Linked DNA regions of Homo sapiens: region 1 is linked to region 2. A link is a contact called in ENCODE Hi-C data. All regions are on one chromosome and are shown on one strand. The core of a region is the stretch at or near the end of the contact, and the rest is flanking DNA. Distances in the headings are between cores, read along the strand shown.

Evidence for each region. A loop is a pair of places that touch in the nucleus more often than their neighbours do. Pooled maps may share reads with other maps.
Region 1: a pooled map shows a loop between it and region 2 (4-fold over the local background). The contact joins the promoter of KLHL2 here to the promoter of PPID in region 2. A Hi-C loop is called at or near these places in 3 of 50 pooled maps.

Annotation. Positions count from the first base shown.
Region 1 is chr4:165,204,686-165,210,306 of GRCh38, reverse strand. KLHL2 (kelch like family member 2) reads right to left here and starts at 2,746. Exons shown (of 15, transcript NM_007246.4): 1 at 2,405-2,746. The coding sequence starts at 2,430. RefSeq lists a silencer at 2,445-3,094 and an enhancer at 2,625-3,125.
Region 2 is chr4:158,721,253-158,726,732 of GRCh38, reverse strand. It overlaps PPID (peptidylprolyl isomerase D), which reads left to right and starts at 3,337. Exons shown (of 10, transcript NM_005038.3): 1 at 3,337-3,529; 2 at 5,250-5,390. The coding sequence starts at 3,445. RefSeq lists enhancers at 2,759-3,343, 3,231-3,710, 3,344-3,927.

The sequences.
Region 1 (5,621 bases), core at 1,497-3,996, 6.5 Mb before region 2:
GGATCTGAGAACAATGTAAATTTGGATGTTAAAAGAGAACACAAGCAAAAGCACCACGCACAGTGCCAGGCAGAGACAGGCATTCAAATATTTGCACATTGAATGAATTAATAAACAGACACTTACACAAAGAGAATCTGGGGCCGTGCTTCCAACCATACCATAAGGCACTTTAAGTCCAGGTCATCTTTCTTTGACTTAAAGCTCAGGCTAAAAATCTAACTTCATGAAAAGCTGAGTCTTCCTAATAGTTTCCACTGGCCTCTGTTCTAGCCCAGCTCTGGCAGTGAGGCCCGGTAAAGTTCCTTCCTAAAGACACTGCCTGCAAGTCTCAAATCCGGCACACGGGATCCATGGTGGAGGGATGTTAATGGGAGTGGAGGCAAACAGGCCAAGGGGTGGCAAGGAAAAAAACTATTTCTGATCCACAGAATGGCAAATAACACCATAACGAGTTCTTGAATTAGGTTTAATCCTGGACAGAACCAAATGAAAATAAAAACCTACTTGTATTTATAATTAAATAGACAGAAACAATGAAAAAGTCTCACCAACTTTAGCCACCCCTGATTGAAAGGAGTTTTAACAATTCTTTCATCCATGCTGGCATTCCAAGTTTTCCATTATATCTCAGCCTCTCATTGTTCCAGCACTATTGATGGAATCTCAATGCCAAAAATGGCGCTGGTCATCAAAATTATGATTAGCTGATCTACCCTAGAGTCAGTTTATCAATGTTTCAATGCATACATCAATTCTATTTTTTATTATTTCAATTTAAATCATCTGTGTCTCTATTCCCTCCCTCCCTCCAGAGGCTGCTTTCCCACACCCTTCTTTTCACCTGCATTCTAAGTATTCCCTTGTTCTTTCCTTTAGCTCCCTCTGTTCCAAAAGTAAAAACGAACTGCAGGAACTTATGTAGAAGGCAGGTTTACTACAGATAGCATACCTACATGTTACATATTATATACCATATGTTGGCTAAATACAGCTAGCATATCCTGCTTTAAGTGCTTCTGAGCCTGGGCAGACCCCCGTGTGCTCATGCTGCTGATGTGAACCATCCACCATCATATTTCCTAGGGGTTCAGGTGCCTTCCTCCAGCCTGCTGAAGAACATGACCAAATCTCAGAGCCCTCAAAGCCACAGCTATCGAGAGGTGACTAAGCCCCTGCTTCTGTCAGCCCAGGAAGGCCAATTCAAGAGTCTTATCTACCCCCTAGATTTCCACGACCTGTTCCACTCAAGCTAAAAATTCTGAAACGCACTTTTAGAAACTGTCGTTCCAGAATCCCATTAGCTCTCCTAAAAGGGCTGAACATCAAAAAATTATTCAACCCAAGCCAAGTATCCTTATTTTGGCTGGAATTCTGCCAAATAACCACAAGAGACTGGTGCGGTACAATCGGCATGGAGTGAAGCTTGCCAAATTTGACCGGAGAACGACAAGCCTCCATGAATAAGCTCTCATGAAAAGGTAAACCATTCTTCAGGATGAGGTTTGTCTGCGATTTGAAAAGTCAGATTCAAAGGACTCTTGTTCCTTCCTAAGAGAAGAGGGAACCAAAATTGAAATTTTCGAAACTCCTGGGTATTTACAGTTCACTTTTACCAAGATGTTTTTAAAACTAAAAACTAAAATTTAAAAAAAAAACCCTTGTTCTGAATAATGCAATAATGTCTTCTACATAATGTTTCAGCTATTATTTCTAGAAAGTAATTCTGTTGCCAGTGATCTTGAATGTACTTGGGTACCAAAGAAAAAAGACACCTGTGCCTGGCAGGTCGATACGCTACTAATTTGCCCGAGGTACGAACGAAACAGAAGATGCTGATTTCTGGATAAAACGTTCTGCAGTGCCAGGTAAAAGAGGTCACATGCCCTGAACGGCCGCCGCTCATTTAGAGTGATGCAAAAGCTCCTCAGATATTAATTTTGTTAGAAATTCGGGGAATCAAGCAACCTAAGATCAATTCATTTAGACAGCGGGTGACTGGTACTTTCCAGTTTCCTTTTTTCAACGGACTCAGTGCATCCTAGCCTGATCTCTTATAAAGGGGTAGGCAAACTCGGCACCAGGTGCCCATGCATTTCAGGGAGGTACACACAGGACCTGCAGGGTCACCCATGCACAGCCCCACCCCGAATCTTCTATCCGCCCGAGATGGGGAAGACCCTTCCCCAGAAATCCTGGGCAGCGTTTTAAGTCACCGCCTGGCCAGGCTGAGTTTCCGTCCGCGTCCGCTCAGGACTGCGGGCACAGCGCCTCGTCACGCCCCGCATCTCCCACCTCCCGCCGGCCCCGGCGGCTGTCCCCAGAGCTGCGCCCGCGGCCGGCGACACGCGCCGCAGCGGCGCGCTTATCCGCAGCGGCGCAGCCCGCCCGCCCGCTCACTCACGCGGGAGGCAGCGGCGGCGTCTCCATTGTGGCTCCTCTCGGGCTTCAGAACGCAGGCACCGACCAACACAGCCAGCACCATTCCAGCCGCGGACGCCGGCACTGCCCGCCCGCCGAGCCGCGTTCCATCCGCCCCGGAGGGGGCGCCGCGCTCTCCTCACCGCGCGCCACCACCTGCGGCGGCGGCCCCCGCGGCCATGGCCCGCTCGGCCGGGCGCGCTCCGTCTACTGCGCGGCTCCCGCGCTCGCCCGAGTGCGGGGCGGCGGCGACGGGACCGGCGGGCGCGCGGGCTCGGCCACTTCCGGGTTCGGCCCCGGCCGGCGCCGACGCTGTGACGGGACTGCGATGCGGCCTCCCGCGGCGGCCGAGTACCCCTCCCTCGGCGCCTCCCCTTCCTCCTGCTGCTGCTGCTGCCGCTGCCGCTGCCGCTTCTGCTTCTGGAGGCGGGCGGGCGGGCGCCAGCCGGGTGCGGGGCGGGCGTGCCCAGACGCTGGCCCGCAGGCCGGGACGCGGGCGGCGGCCGCCCACAGCGGGTCTCTGGATCGCCGGGACGGGGGCGCTGGAAAATGGGAGCGGAGGGGGTTCTCCGTGCAGAAAAAGGGCGGCCGAACGCACGGCGTAATAATGCTCGGTATCCACTTGCTGCTCTGCTTCGCGGGCGTGTACACGTTATTCTTTTCATTTGTGCCTGTACCCAGGGAGATGGGAAGGGTAGGCATAACCAACCAGTGTCCTTACAAAGGGTGGCACTGAGGCAAGAAGAAGTGATTTGCCTGTCCAGTGTCCCAGGCAGGAAGCAGGCTCTCCCTCCTCAGTATGCTAGCCATTCCTTGGACAAGTGAAGTGAGCACCTGCTAAGCAAGGTTTTAGTGCTGCGGCTGTGACAGCAAAACCAAGTCTTTCTGCTTGTGGAGCTGTCCATCTAGACGGGGTGACGGAAACAGTAAGTGATGCTTACCATGAAGAAACATAAATGAGGATGAGGAGAGGGAAAGAGATTTTAGAAAGAGTGGTCAGAGAAGGCCTCTCAAAAGGCATGAGTTAAAGAGATGGAATAACAGGGGCTTTGAGTAATGCAAAGAATGCCTAGGGCAGAGGGAAGAGCAGCGTGGAGACTGCTAAGCAAGATCCTGCCTGCCTTGTTGAGGAACGGGAAGGAGAACAGTGCAGCTGGTGGTTCTCCAAGTATGCCCGCTGGAAGCAGTAGCACCTGCGAACTTGTTAGAGATGCGAATTTTCCAGTCCCACTTTAGCCCTACTGAACCAGAAACTCTGGGGGTGGGGCCCAGCAGCGTGTGCTTTAACAAGCTTTCCAGATGATGCTTGCTGGGGCCGCGAGGGTGGGAGACCCTCTAATGAAGCAGAGTGAGGTCAGGAGGACGGCGGCAGGAATGGGTGTGGCGAGGAGTAATCACAGATCACCCAGGCCTTGCAGGCCGTGATAAAGGACTTGGCTTTTACTGAGATTAGAAGCAATTAGAAAGTGGTGAGTAGCTTGATCTGATCATTAAAAGGATGACTTTTCTGGGATTTGTTTGAAAATATCCCACAAAAAGAAGGACAGAGGTCGGGCGCCGTGGCTCACGCCTGTAATCCCAGCACTTTGGGAGGCCGAGGCGGGCCGATCACCTGAGGTCGGGAGTTCGAGATCCGCCTGACCAACATGGAGAAACCCCGTCTCTACTAAAAATACAAAAAATTAGCCGGGCATGGTGGTGCATGCCTGTAATTCCAGCTACTCGGGAGGCTGAGGCAGGAGAATCGCTTGAACTAGGGAGGCAGAGGTTGCGATGAGCCGAGATCGTGCCATTGCACTCCAGCCCGGTCAACAAGAGCGAAACAAACTCCGTCTCAAAAAAAAAAAAAAAAAGGACAGAGAAGTGAATAGATGAATATTTGCAAAATGTTAATTTTTGAGGCTAAGTGTTGGGTGCATAGGGGTGGTCATCATTTATGTGTGTTTATGTGTATGTTTTAAAAGATAATAATGGGCCGGGCGCGGTGGCTCACGCCTGTAATCCCAGCACTTTTTGGGAGGCCGAGGCGGGCGGATCATCTGAGGTCAGGAGTTCAAGACCAGCCTGTCCAACATGGCGAAATCCCGTCTCTTCTAAAAATAGCCGGGTGTGGTGGTGGGTGCCTGTAATCCCAGCTACTGAGGAGGCTGAGGCAGGAGAATCACTCGAACCCAGGAGGCGGAGGTTGCAGTGAGCCGAGATCGGGCCACTGCACTCCAGCCCAGGCAACAGAGCGAGACTCCGTCTCAAAATTCATAAATAAATAAAAGTTCATAATACAAAGTTTTTTTTAAAAAAAAAGATGACTGATTGCTGTATGGGCAACATGCATAGCGAGGCAAGAGAGCAAGCAAAGAGATTAGCCTAGCTGGGATGAAAGGTAAGGATGGCTTGGATTAGAGTCCGAGTGACTGAGAAAAGTGAACAGGTTCTGAATCTGTTTAGAAGGTAAAGTACTCAGGAACTGCTGACAGATTAGCATATAAAAGAAAGATGATCCTAAGGGTTTTGTTCTGATCTCTGGGGAGAATTGAGTTGCCCTTTACTGGGATTGGGGATATTGAGAAAGAACAAATATTGGAGGGCGGGGTGGAGATTGTATTTGTAAACTCTGATTTAGATATGGTAAGTTTGAGATGTCTGTTAAACATCCATGTGAAGATAGGTGTAGACAATTAGATATATGTATCTGGGGTAGATATAAATTTGGAAGTTGTTAGTATACAGATGGGTATTGAGATCAACTAGATTATGTAGCTAGAGAAAAGAAGTAGACCAAGAAGTAAGCCCTGGGGCACTCCAACATTAAAAAAGAAGAGGAGGAGGACTCAGCAAAGGCGATGGTAAAGGAACAACCAGGGAAGTAGAAGGAGATCCAAGGCAGGTGTCTTGGCAGCCTAGTGAAGGGTTCCAGAAAACAAACAAACAAACAAACAAAAAACCCTTAGTACACTTCAGCATGAGCTAACTTCTCTGTATGATGGTTCTGTTCAGAGCCATAATAAAACTTCCTACTTTACAAGGTTGTTTTAAGAATTAAGTGAAATAATTGATGTAAAGTATATAGCACATAAATGTATAATGGAAGCACTTAATAAATGTTAGTTGCTGCTATTATTTCTGTACACTTCTGTGGCCATCAGTTATACCTTACTCTGCTAGGAACTGGGTTAAGTCCTAGAGCCAGGAGATACTGACTT
Region 2 (5,480 bases), core at 2,088-4,587:
TATAGCAGTGTGAAAAATGGACTAATACACAAGTGGTCCACACCCACCTGAAGTAGCAGCACTATCTAAAAAACTGGCTTCTCATGGAGAAATAACATTCTCGTTGCCCATTTTCACTTTATAAGTATATATAGTTCCCCTCCTTTGAAGATGCTCTTTACCTGTTCCCTCCTTACCTGTCTTCCTTGCCACATATGCTCCTGTGACTGATCTTACTCATATTTCTGACCTTAGAAAAGGCTACTGTGTTCAGTGCCCCTGCTGTGTGCTGAATGTGATTGTCTTTTTCCTATTAAAACACTAATTATATTGCATTGTAGAGGTTTATTCAATAGTCTTTCTCCCCCATAAGACTGTATAATTTGTGTAGTTAAGGATAAGGGGCCAGGCGTGGTGGCTCATGCCTGCAATGCTTTTGGAGGCCAAGGTGGGCAGATTGCTTGAACCCAGGAGTTCAAGACCAGCCTGGGCAACATGGCGAAACCCCATCTCTACTAAAATGTTAAATTTAAGCTAGTAGATCAGAATAAAAATGTTAATGTGAACTTATTGTGATATATATGAGACAAAATATAAGTTATCAGTTTGCAGCCCAGACATGAGACTGGATTAATGAATGATTTTGATGCTCTTGTTTATCAAGAGACACAGGAGTTTTGTTCTGAGCCGTCCTGGATCTTCAGGGAACCACCATGAATAAATACCATGAATAAACACCAGGAATTGGAGAACATAAGAAATTAACATTTTGTATTAACTTTAATGTGCTGGAATTTGAAAGGATCAGCAAGGAAATCTGATAGGAAATCATTTTGAATTACACTTAAAAATTAAAAAAAAAAATTACCTGGGCATGGCGGCATGTGCCTGTAGTCCCAGCTACTCAAGAGGCTGAGGTGGGAAGATCACTTGGGTCCAGGAGGTTGAGGCTACTGTGAGCTGTGATTGCACCACTGCACTCCAGCCTGGGTGATAGCACAAGACCCTGTCTCAAAAAAAAAAAAAAAAAAAAAAAAAGGATAAGGAATATGTTTTTTCATCATTGTATCATCAGCACTCAGAATGGAGGCTGGCATACAGTAAGAGCTAAATATTTGTCATATAATTGAATCAACTTTTGCTGAGTATCTATGTGGACATGCCTATGTATGTATGCATTTTGTTAATAAGGCAAATTTGTGATTACACAGAAAAATTCAATCAATATAATATCCTTACTGATTTGTCCTAAAATTTCACCGACACCTATTATTTATTTTTTCACAAAAGGTATGTTGGTATTTTAATTAAAAACGACTCTATAAATTGGTTTTATTATTTATTTATTTATTGTTTAGAAAATATTTTTTGTAGAGATGAGGTTTCACCATGTTGTCTGGGCTGGTCTTGAACTCCTGGGCTCAAGCCTTCCACCCACCTTGGCCTCCCAAAGTGCTGGGATTACAGGCGTGAGCCATCACACCCGGCCAACAAATTGGTTTTATTATGAGTAGCTAGTAATACATGTAATTTCTCTTTTACTTTTTAAAATATTATGAAAAAATTTAAATGTGCAAAATAAAGAAGAGTAGTATAATAAACTCCCATGCACCAATCATCTGCCTGGCCCTTATGTTTCATCCACAACCCAACCCACTTACCTGACTCCAGGTTATTTTAAAACAACTTCAGGCACTATAGCATCTAATTTTCAGTAATTTAAAAAAGAGTGTATAAGAATGCTTTAGAGATTACAAGGCAAATGCTTACACATTATCTTTTTCCATTCTCATACCCTGTTCTTTGGCACTTTACCGAAAAGGAAATGAGAAGGGTTCAGAGAAATTAAATGACTTTTCTTTGGTAACATGCCTAGTATACATGTAGTCAGAACTTGAAGCTTTTGCTTTTTTTTTTTTCTTTTTTAACATCAACTTTCGTGCTTAGTCCAGTGTATAACATCACAGGCAAATTCAAATTGAGAATAGGAATCAGTTGTTCTTTAACCGTAACCCTTCTAACTTTTACTTATCCTAAGACCGGGTAGCAAGTAGGGCAGGAGCCTTCATCTAGAGGGATGGTGACAGCTCTGATAGGGGAAAATTAGCACTGGTCTTTCCTTCCAAAAAGCCACTCTGGCTGCTGCTGTTGACACAAGGCTCCTGGCTTTTGAGACATTATTTGAGTGCTGGATTCCAATACTTTTTACTTTCTCATAAGAAAAAAAAATGTGAAGCATCTAAGGATATCTCCTGCCTTATTGATAAAGTAAGCCTCAGGCTGAATCCAAATTGCTGAGCTCCAATAGAACTACAGGGCAAAGCATCTACACAGGGAATTGCCACTCTTCTCCAAAATTAGGCTTTATTAAGAGGCAAGGCTATGTTCTCCTCATATATATGTGTGTGTGTGTGTGTGTGTGTGTGTGTGTGTGTGTGTGTAAAAAGTAAATGTTTTACACAGATCCCCATAAGGGAAAAGTGGGCTATAGTAATACAGTATTTTTTTGTTTTTCTTTTTTTTGGGGGGGGGGGGGACAGTTTCGCTCTGTCACCCAGTCTGGAGTACAGTGGCGCGATCTCGGTTCACTGCAACCGCCGCCTCCCGGGTTCAAGCGATTCTCCTGCCTCAGCCTCCCGAGTAGCTGGGACTACAGGCAAGCACCACCACGCCCGGGTGATTTTTTTTTTTTTTATTTTTAGTAGAGACGGGTTTCATCATGTTGGTCAGGCTGGTCTCGAACTCCTGACCTCAAATGATCCGCCCGCCTCGGCCTCCCAATGTGCTGGGACTACAGGCGTGAGCCACCGCGCCCCGCCAAATACAGTTTTATCAGGAATCAAAACTGTGCTCTCTTCTGGACTCTCAGCTTTAGCTGTTTGGAGCGTTTAGTCTAAGCCTTACCACTTACATTGTAATGTGAAGATCAAATTGTAACGACATGGCAATAATAAGGCTCCTATTGGTTGGGTACCACCAGTTTATGCCAGGCATTGTACTGATTCATGTCTTTAATCCTCAAAACGACCTTCCGAGGTCAGCGTTTTTATTCTTTTTCCAGAGGAGCAAACTGAGTTTCTGAGAAGTCACACCCAACTTGGTGGCAGAGCTGACGCTGGCATGGGGTTGACTCCAAAGCTCTCTACGCCACGAGGGTGGGAAAGACAACGAAACACAAGCGAGAAGAATAATGAGAACTGGGATCGCAACTTCATTAAATGAGAAGCCAGGAACAGGTGGCGGAGGGCACGCGGTTCGCTGCACGGAGTCGCTCAGGCTCTTTGAAACACCGCGCGGGGGAGCGGGGCGGTGCCGGAAGTCAGGCCATGGCTTCCGGTTCTTGCGTCGGAAGTGGCCGGTCAGCGTCGCTGCCGGTCTCCGGCGGAGACGGACTCTGGAGTTTGGGCGGCCCGGGCGGCCACTAGGTACTCTGATATTCCGTACTAAACACGTCTGCAAGTCAAGATGTCGCACCCGTCCCCCCAAGCCAAGCCCTCCAACCCCAGTAACCCTCGAGTCTTCTTTGACGTGGACATCGGAGGGGAGCGAGGTGAGCGGAGTCTGACGCTCGCGGAAAAGCCCCGAGGAGGCGGGGGTTCCCGGGATTTGGGGGATTCCAAGGGCGGAATGCGGCTCCGGCCGGTGACTGCTCAGTTTCGCGGAGGGGATGGCTGCCTAGGCTGGTCCGCCGGAGCAGGCCCGGAGATCTAGGGCTAGATCGATCCAGCGCCCTTGTATCAATGCCATCGGTGGTGCGGAAGTTTCTGGAAATTTCTAGTTCGGGAATTGTGGCGTCCTTTAGGTTTGCCTCCTGATTTGGTGGCACTTCCACGCCACCTTTGCACTACCAAGTTAGCATGAAATATTTTATGTTTGCAATGGGACAGTTCGGAAAGCATATCCTGGGATATGCGTCTGCTGGGCCCCAGGAAACTATATTTGCCACATGAGATAATATATCAGCACGTGCTGTGTTATTTATACGTTAAAGGGACTTGTTTGCTCATTGCTTTTGCCTTATTACTGATTCTTAATTTAGAGGTCCGTTCAGATGAGCAAACATTTTCTCTTAATTTGCCATTGGGAAAATGCGCTCAACGTAGTGATGGTGTTGCCTAGGTTACATAGCCGCTCAGAAGTTCCTAAGGCCTGGTGAATTAGGGAGCGTGTTGCTTTGTAACTGGATTGGCCTTGTTCTGGAACACGTTGGAATTGCTGGCCAGGCAATGTGTTTGAATGCATGTACAGGACACACACACGTTTACACGTACATTCAGTTTGTTGCAACTAGCTAGGGCTAGGTTTAATCTCACCTGTCTTAGCTGCTATCTAGAGGAGGAATTTTTACAGCTTTTGCTTCAGAGGTTGCATGAGGCAGTTTGCTCAGAGCACAAAGGCTGCAGGTATACGTAACACGTGGCAAGTCCGCCCACCCAAAGACTGTTTAATTTTCTCCCGTTGGTTGCTTGGTGATTGGAAATTCTCAGTACCTCTTGAAGAAATTACTCAGGATTTAAAACTATTTGTATTTAATGATATCTCTTACATGGTGCTAATCTTTTGGCTACTATAATTGGTTATGATCCTTAGTGTAATGTTTCAAATCTGTTTATATACATACATGACAGTAGGTAGACTAAATTTGAATATTAGAATAAAATAAGATTCACTAATTCTAGTGAGTATATTCAAAGGAAATGAAGTTTGTATGTCAAAGAGGTATCTGCACTCCCATGTTCATTGCAGCATTATTCATGATAGCCAAGATAATGGAATCAAACTAGGTTTCCATCTACAGATGGATTTTTTTTAAAATTTGATATATGTGCACAGTGGAGTACTATTCACCCATAAAAAATAATGAAATCTTGTCACTTCTGACAACATGAATTAATATGGAGGACATTATGTTACATGAAATAAGCTGGGCACAGGAAGACAAGGCATGATCTCACTTACATGTGGTTTCTAAAAAGTTGACCTTGAAGTAGAGAATGGAATGGTGGATTTCAGGGGTTGGGTAGATGTTGATCACGAGAGACCTAATTTCAGTTAGAAAGGGGGAATAAATTTAAGAGATCTATTGTATAACATAATGACTATAGTTAGTAGCAATGTGTTGTGTTCTTGAAATTGCAAAAAAGAAAAATTACAGTAAAGGGGAACTTGGTAATTCATGATTGATCTGCTACCATAATTATACCAACCTTCTTTTTATCATTTGTCTATTTGGTTGTTTTGCATACTGACAAGATTTTCTTTTCTTTTAGTTGGTCGAATTGTCTTAGAATTGTTTGCAGATATCGTACCCAAAACTGCGGAAAATTTTCGTGCACTGTGTACAGGAGAAAAAGGCATTGGACACACGACTGGGAAACCTCTCCATTTCAAAGGATGCCCTTTTCATCGAAGTATGTGTAAATTTTCTTAATCTTGTTATTCTTCATACAGACAAGTCCTGTTCTTTAGGATTTGGGGAAGAAAACACTAAGTAGGAAGTG